Regions from separate parts of the Mus musculus genome. Here region 2 is linked to region 1. The links are chromatin contacts, found by Hi-C or POLR2A ChIA-PET in ENCODE. All regions are on one chromosome and are shown on one strand. The core of a region is the stretch at or near the end of the contact, and the rest is flanking DNA. Distances in the headings are between cores, read along the strand shown. Region 1 holds the start of Snai2 (snail family zinc finger 2). Region 2 holds the start of Ube2v2 (ubiquitin-conjugating enzyme E2 variant 2).

What was found. A loop is a pair of places that touch in the nucleus more often than their neighbours do. ChIA-PET counts read pairs that join two places held with the same protein, here RNA polymerase II (POLR2A).
Region 2: a map of left cerebral cortex shows a loop between it and region 1 (3-fold over the local background). The contact joins the promoter of Ube2v2 here to the promoter of Snai2 in region 1. A Hi-C loop is called at or near these places in 2 of 37 maps with a recorded cell type or tissue (T-helper 2 cell and left cerebral cortex). POLR2A ChIA-PET finds 5 or more read pairs at or near these places in 1 of 5 experiments (Patski).

Annotation. Positions count from the first base shown.
Region 1 is chr16:14,704,167-14,707,890 of GRCm38, reverse strand. It overlaps Snai2 (snail family zinc finger 2), which reads right to left and starts at 2,039. Exons shown (of 3, transcript NM_011415.3): 1 at 1,839-2,039; 2 at 632-1,180. The coding sequence starts at 1,917.
Region 2 is chr16:15,592,704-15,596,427 of GRCm38, reverse strand. It overlaps Ube2v2 (ubiquitin-conjugating enzyme E2 variant 2), which reads left to right and starts at 1,910. Exons shown (of 4, transcript NM_023585.4): 1 at 1,910-1,968. The coding sequence starts at 1,953.

The DNA of each region.
Region 1 (3,724 bases), core at 790-3,289:
AGAATTGGGGCTTTTTCTTGCTAAGGGTTTCTGCTTCAACAGGTGCAGCAATGATGAGCAGCTCCCTCCATTTCCAGTATGTCTCCTCTTTCTGTATGATGACTAAGACTGGATAAATTCCATGACTTCCTGCATATGATTTCATGCTTTGGGCTTTTTTTAAAAATCAGCAACAAGAAAATGAAACAAACAAGCACACGGCCAGATCCAATTTAGCCTCATTTACTAAATTAGTCAAGAGTTGGCAGAATTCATAGCAAAAAGTATAGCCAAAAAAACTATAGGAACCCCCTCTGCCTGTTTATCAAATCAACACTAGGAGCCAGACATTTGTATTTACTGACTATCAGTTCTGCAGAACACACACCAAATACCTCAATCTTGCTTTCTAACTGATCTTTGAGACCAAATCTCCTGCATGTGCTTTCCAAAGTCTAAATGCTGTTTACAATCCCTGGAGCAGAGGCTGGAAAGGAGCACTTGCTGTTCTAACAAGCTTTAGAGCAGAAAGCAGCTATCAGTGGTTCACCTTATGAAAAACACCCCCTGTCAGTCCCTTAAGACACCCCGCAGACAGCTCTGTCACACCACTGTTTGAGCTGAGAGGCATGGTTTTCTACATTTCTCTTACCAGTGTGAGTTCTAATGTGTCCTTGAAGCAGCCAGGGTCTGGAGAAAGCCTTGCCACAGATCTTGCAGACACAAGGCAATGTGTGGGTTCGAATGTGCATCTTCAGGGCACCCAGGCTCACATATTCCTTGTCACAGTACTTGCAGCTGAACGATTTCCTAGACTGGGCATCACAGTGCAGCTGCTTGTGTTTGGCCAGCCCAGAGAACGTAGAATAGGTCTTATTGCATAAATTGCACTGAAACTTCTCAGCTTCGATGGCATGGGGGTCTGAAAGCTTGGGCTGCAGTCTCTCCTCTTCGTCACTAATGGGACTTTCTGAACCACTGTGATCCTTGGATGAAGTGTCAGAGGAAGGCGGGGGACTTACACGCCCCAAGGATGAGGAGTATCCAGTAAGAGGAGAAAGGCCACTGGGTAAAGGAGAGTGGAGTGGAGCTGCCGACGATGTCCATACAGTAATAGGGCTGTATGCTCCCGAGGTGAGGATCTCTGGTTTTGGTATGACAGGTATAGGGTAACTTTCATAGAGATATGGGGAAATAATAACTGGAAGAAAGAAAAGGAAGGAAAGAAAAAATTAAGGCAAAATATTTTTAAAATATATGTACACAGTCTGAGAGAGACCATAACAACATGCAGGAGACTCCATAGGAGACTCTCTAGTGAAGACAGCCTTACTCACAGGACACACATAAAGTCTTCCCTTCACCTGGGCTTACTGTCCTCGTGCAGGCTGACAGTTGCCCTGACTAACCTTCATTCTGGACTAGCCTTGCTGTCCCAATTTAGAACGAAGAACTAGACACTATATTAAAACTTTTTATAAAGTTGCTTTTCATTTTATGCGTGGGCTGTTCTAGCTGTACCGTGCCTGTGGCGGGTAATGGCATGCACGAATCCAGCTGCTTTCCCAAGTGCTTGGCTTCAGGAGATTGCTGCTCAGGCGAGGGGAAGGGTGCGATCACGTCCGTGCACTCCTTTTGCGTACACACAGGCTCAGAGAACTATACTGCCCGACCGGAAGGAAGCTTTCCTTGTCAGCAAAGATCTCAAAGGTTTTGAATTAAAACTTAACCTAAGTAATCAAGAGACTGCAAGGACAGTTTTGGCACAGCATTAAAAGGAAAGCGGCCCGGTGTGTTCTCTGAGTCAAGCAATAGAACCGCGGTTTACTCGCGCACAGATTTACAGAGGCGATTTTTACCTGTGTGTGTGTCCAGTTCGCTGTAGTTGGGCTTCTTGGAGGCGTTGAAATGTTTCTTGACCAGGAAGGAGCGCGGCATGGTGGCTGCGGGCGGGCGCGGGCGGATAACGGTCCAGGCGGCGGTCCTATAGCATCGCGGTGGCTCAGGTGCGGCGGGGGACAGGCAGGCGCCTCTGAAGTCACCCGGCTCCCTGCCCGACTGAGCTCCTCTGGGCGGGGAGGCGCCTTCTCCGTTGCTTTTTCTAGAAGTAACCAATCACAGCCAAGAGGTTCAGATTTCAGCTCCTCCTTCTGGAACAGCTGTGAATAGAGGAAGACTCTGTTGTCAGACTAAATTTTTCTGGTTCAAAATGGGCTGCTCATGGCATTTCAGTGGAGGCTCAAAATACATTAAATGTTTTCAAGAAAGGAAATCTCGGTTCTTGAGCACTGGGGAAACGTGTTTCCGCTAGGTGACCTACGGCGACTTGGCTTCCAGATGTGGGCAGTGCCTGGCAAGGCGAGGGCGGGAAGGAAGGGCGGCCCTCCGGACTGGGACCGCGCAGCCCCTAGTGGCCAGAGAGTCTATATTTGGAAGTTGCGTCTGGAGGGGGGTTATTGCACACAAGCAGCTGTAGGCTCTGGCTTTTGGGAAAGGAAGGTAAAGGCTCCCCGCAGCTGCCACAGCAGGTCTAGGGCGGCGTGCCAGAAAGTTAACTTGCTGATCGCTGCGTTAGACACTTGAAAGTAAAGCCTTACAGCCTACCCCAGGAACTGGAAGAGTGTAAAGATAAAAGGGAAGGCTGGTGCAGACTCCGACAATAGGCAAACTCTGGAAGAAGTATGGAAAGTTCTGATGAAGACATGTGACAAGACTTCCTCCCTTTGTAGCGCATGGTATTTTAGAGAAAGAAAAAAAAATATGAATCTCTACTGACAATTCTTAGTGTCTGCCGTTACTTAGTGGTGTTTTCTTTAGTCTTCAAAAGCCTCCCCCTTCCTCACGCCACATCCCTGGTTTGCATTAAAAGATGGGGTAAAGGATTCTTTTGCCAAGTTCTTTGACTGGCAGTTTAGGTAGTCCAGTAGCCAGCCGGTCACTTCACTTGCATTTGCACATAGGGGTAGGTGTAAAAATACTCCGAAGTGATTCATTTTAAAAGTGCAGTTTTCACTGTGCCCACAGGCAACTCTGTTTATTTCAATGTTACCCTGACTCTTCCCAACAAAATTGCAGAATCCAATTCCCCCACCTCCCCACCCCAAGACAACTAACTTTTTTTTCGTAACAGGTGCTGGAAGAAAACAGCGGAAACAGAATACCACCAGCGATGTTGAGACTTGCAAGAGAAAAGTGCATTGTCAAGCAGCATAACTTCTTAATCTGGGGATGAGAAAACGGGCGTGTGAGCGGGGGAGGGGGAAACCCGCAGACTTCCTGGGTTAATTTCAATGATTCCTCTTTCTCTTTACAATAGTCACTGATTTCAATGTCAAATACAGAAAGATATTTATATGAATCCTTAAACTAAGGGAACTGAATCTGCAGGTGACAAGAAAACAAGAAAATGTATTAGATTTCTTTCTAAGCTACCATGAGTATGGATCAGAGCTGGAGTCTGAGTTGACCTATTTCTAGTGGGTTTGCTCAGATTTAGACACCTGCTCTATAGGGCAAGAAATCTTGCCCCTTCCACCTAATTTCCAGTAAAACACACCGTTTGTTTTTTATCTAGTATTGAAAGAGGGCACAAAGCCACACATGACAACAGGGAACGCCAGAAGATAACCTGCTAAAGTGAGTTGTTGCAATTTAAAAAATCATTAACGATTCATTGTGCTTTTAAAGAACCAGTGAATTTGAAACAGGGAAACCAGCCCCTTTGTGTCCAAGGACCCAGGGGTTG
Region 2 (3,724 bases), core at 661-3,160, 890 kb before region 1:
CCCCTTCCCAGTGACACACTGTCTCCAACAAGGCCGCACTTCCTATTTCCTCTAATCCTTTCAAATAGTTCTACTCCCTTGTGACTAAGCATCAAATATATAAATGCTAGTTAATAGATGTGAAACATCTAGTTGTATCCCAACTGATTTTTTTTTAAGATTTATTTATTGATTATATGTAAGTACACTGTATCTGTCTTCAGACACTCCAGAAGAGGGAGTCAGATCTCGTTAGGGATGGTTGTGAGCCACCATGTGGTTGCTGGGATTTGAACTCTGGACCTTCGGAAGAGCAGTCGGGTGCTCTTACCCACTGAGCCATCTCACCAGCCCCCAACTGAATTTTTTTCATGTTCAGTTGCATAAGTATGTGATGTCTTCAGCAATATAGTCTTACAGTTAGGTTGTCAAGGATAACCAATAGCATTGTGAGTAGCCTATAATATTTGCTTGTGTGTGGTATTTATTGAACCTGACTTTGGATATTTTAAAGAGACTTAGAGGGTTGGAATTTTTAAAGACTGGGAATTCTAAAGTTGTACTGTATTTAATATTTTAGTATTTATGACATCTTGGGCACAAACAAGAAAGGAATATTAACAATGATGCACTTGGAATGGACTTGTATTAGATAATCTTTGTTGTGAACTTGACACAAATGGAAAGAGGAAATCTCAATTTAAGACTTGCCTTAGTCAGAATAACCTGTGGGCATGTCTGAAAAGAAAAACCTGGGGGAACTTTCTTAGTCACTAATTGTTGTAGGAGAATCCAGTTGGGTATGGGTATACCATCTTTAGGTACATGGGCTTACTCCTCCAAATAAGGTAGGTGAACGTAAGATAGAAATGTAAAGGTCCATGATTCACCGAAGAATGACACCTGGGACTCAAATAGTATGTATACTCAGAGAGTGCTTTATTTTGCAGAAGTCCAGCGTGTTGGAGTCTCCCATTGCCAAAACAGAGAGACAACTAAGTGAGTGTGCATGCTTGCTTTAAAGCACATTGGAATTCTGGGGAAGATGAGTTTTATCTTACTCTATCTCTAGGCATCCTAGAACCATTATCGGGCATGAAGGCTGGAGCCTGGGTTTTTTTCTATTAGTAATTGACTTGCCTGGGCTTGCCTGGACTTTCCCAGTTCTTAGGCCCAGTCTCCTTAACTGTCAATTTGAAGTCTGTCATGGAGTCAGCCTAGCCTTCTCAGAAGCAAGGTGGTAAGCTGCTTTTCTCCATCCCTTTTTGCTTCACGGTTTTGCTTGAGTTTCTTCTGTGGCTTTCTTTACTGATGGACTTTTGGTTCTGGTGTCATCAGAGCAAAACTACAGCCTAAACGTAGCCTGCACTAACACAGCCCAACCTTTTGGAATAGTTTTTTTTTTTTTTCCCCAACACAATTGTGAATTCCCATGTTTTACCTTGATTATTAATAACAGGTTTGGTGTGATGTAACTTTGTTTTTCGAGACAGGGTTTCTCTTTATAGCTCTGGCTGTCCTGGAACTCACTTTGTAGACCAGGCTGGCCTCGAACTCAGAAATCCGCCTGCCTCTGCCTCCCGAGTGCTGGGATTAAAGGCGTGCGCCACCACGCCCGGCTCGTGATGTAACTGTTAGCGTTTGTTTAGACATTATTTCAATATTTAATAAGAGGAGTCATAGGGAAAATTTCCCTTGGACACACTGACACTATTGGAGATCTCAGATCTTTTAAAGACTTTTTAAGCTCATGCTGCCTTAGTCTCCCAACCCAGTTTTATGTGTGTGTTTTGATTAGGACAACCGATGAACCAACAGTTCCAGAGACCATCAGGGGCAAAGCTTGCCAGGAACAGGAACCTGATACAGTCCCCACTATCCCCACTATCGGTCCCTCTATGACGGAGAGCAACGCGCTGCCGGAAGTGACGTTGACGCCCTGCGTGCGGTGGTGCGTCTGGTAGCAGGAGAAGATGGCGGTCTCCACAGGTCGGTTCCTAGCCGGGTCTGCCGCGCTCCCGCTGCTTTCTGTCCGGCGGGCCGCGCGGGACTGCGGGTGCGCAGTGCGGAGGGCCCCGCGAGGGGCAGGGGGTGGGGCGGGCGGTAGGGAGGTCGGGACGCGCGTGTCAGAGCTCGCGGTGACGGGGAGCCTGCGCGCCCACCGCCCGCGGCGGCCCTGCGGGAGGACCGGCAGATCTGGGCGCCGCAGCGGAGCCGAGGGTGGAGTGCGCTGGAGCGGCCCGCGGTGGCGGTGGCATTGCCCATCAACGGGGCTACGGCGGAGAGGCATCCTGGATGGAGCCGGGGATCTAGGCTGGGAGTCCACCAGACAGACACGTGCGGGAGGATAGGACTAACCGGAGGGTGGCTGCTGTCTGGAATAAGAGGGCGACGATTTTACTTAGGTGGCCGAATGCGTGTTCTTCTTCTTCTTCTTCTTCTTTTTTTTTTTCAATTAAGTGAAAAACTACAGTACACTGAGCCAGACGAAAGCTAATTGCAGGACAGTTGGTACCTTAGATAGGTGTTCTACTCTTGTCTACAATGTTCGGTTGCCTTTGAGCAGAAACTTGAAATTTAAATGCCAACAGGGTTTAGAAATTTGGTGACAAAAAAAATTAAAACAGTTTAAAAGTGTTGAGTTTTAGCATTTAAAAATGATGATTCATAAGATTTATTTTTTTTTCTAGTTCTTATTGAATCTAGGTTGTAGAAATGGAAGAGGTTGAGTGCATGTTGTGATTGTTAACATTTCAAGGTAATGCCTTCATATACATTTTTCATATTGTTTAAATCTTACCTTTATGTGTATGAGTGCCATAGACAATAAAATCTTTAGCAGTTCTACCTCTGGAAAATACATCAGTGGTCAGATCAGAGCTGTCCAAGACCAAAGCTCATTTTAAAAGTGATCTTTTAATGTTATAACCCTTAATCTCTTTACTTCTTATTTGAAATATATGTGCTTATTAGTGCCATGTTTTTTAAAGAGTTGTGCTCACTACCTTAAAATTAAACTAATAAAATGGTGTATTGTAATATGAAAAATGTCAATTTGTGATTGCATTTGTTCTTTTTAAAAATATTTATTATATATATATGAGTACACTGTAGCTGTCTTCAGACACACTAGAAGAGGGCATTGGGTTCCATTACAGATGGCTGTGAGCCACCTTGTGATTGCTGGGGATTGAACTCAGGACCTCTGGGAGAGCAACCAGTGTTCTTAGCAGCTGAGCCATCTCTCCAGTCAGCATTTGTTTTTTGGAACATATTTAACACTACTCATATGAAAGAATGTTAAGTATTTTGAAAAGAGCAGTAATTAGATAAAATGAGTGGTCCATACTTTTTATCAAACTTTGGTTTTTGGCAATTGAATGTGTACTCTAAGCGTTGGATTATTTGCCCATGTATTGCATATTAGATATCTGTATCCTGTTTGTTATTTTCACTGGTTTTAGACCAAGGAAATGGGAACTTTGGTATAATTAAAATACATCTTAGAAAATGGAGCTTATTTATTTATTTTTGAGTCAGTGTCCCATGTAGCCAGGCTGACCTTGAACTCTAACTGGAAAAAGTTTGGAGGATAATAATTCAAATTAGATTGAGAATTCCTTCTTAGAAAATTGAGAAACCAAAGAAGTAAAAAGTTACACATAACTTTACAGGAACAGAAGCAAGAGTATAATCCAGCATTCTCTCCATCATGACTAACTTAATTTGGAGTATTCCTCAAAGG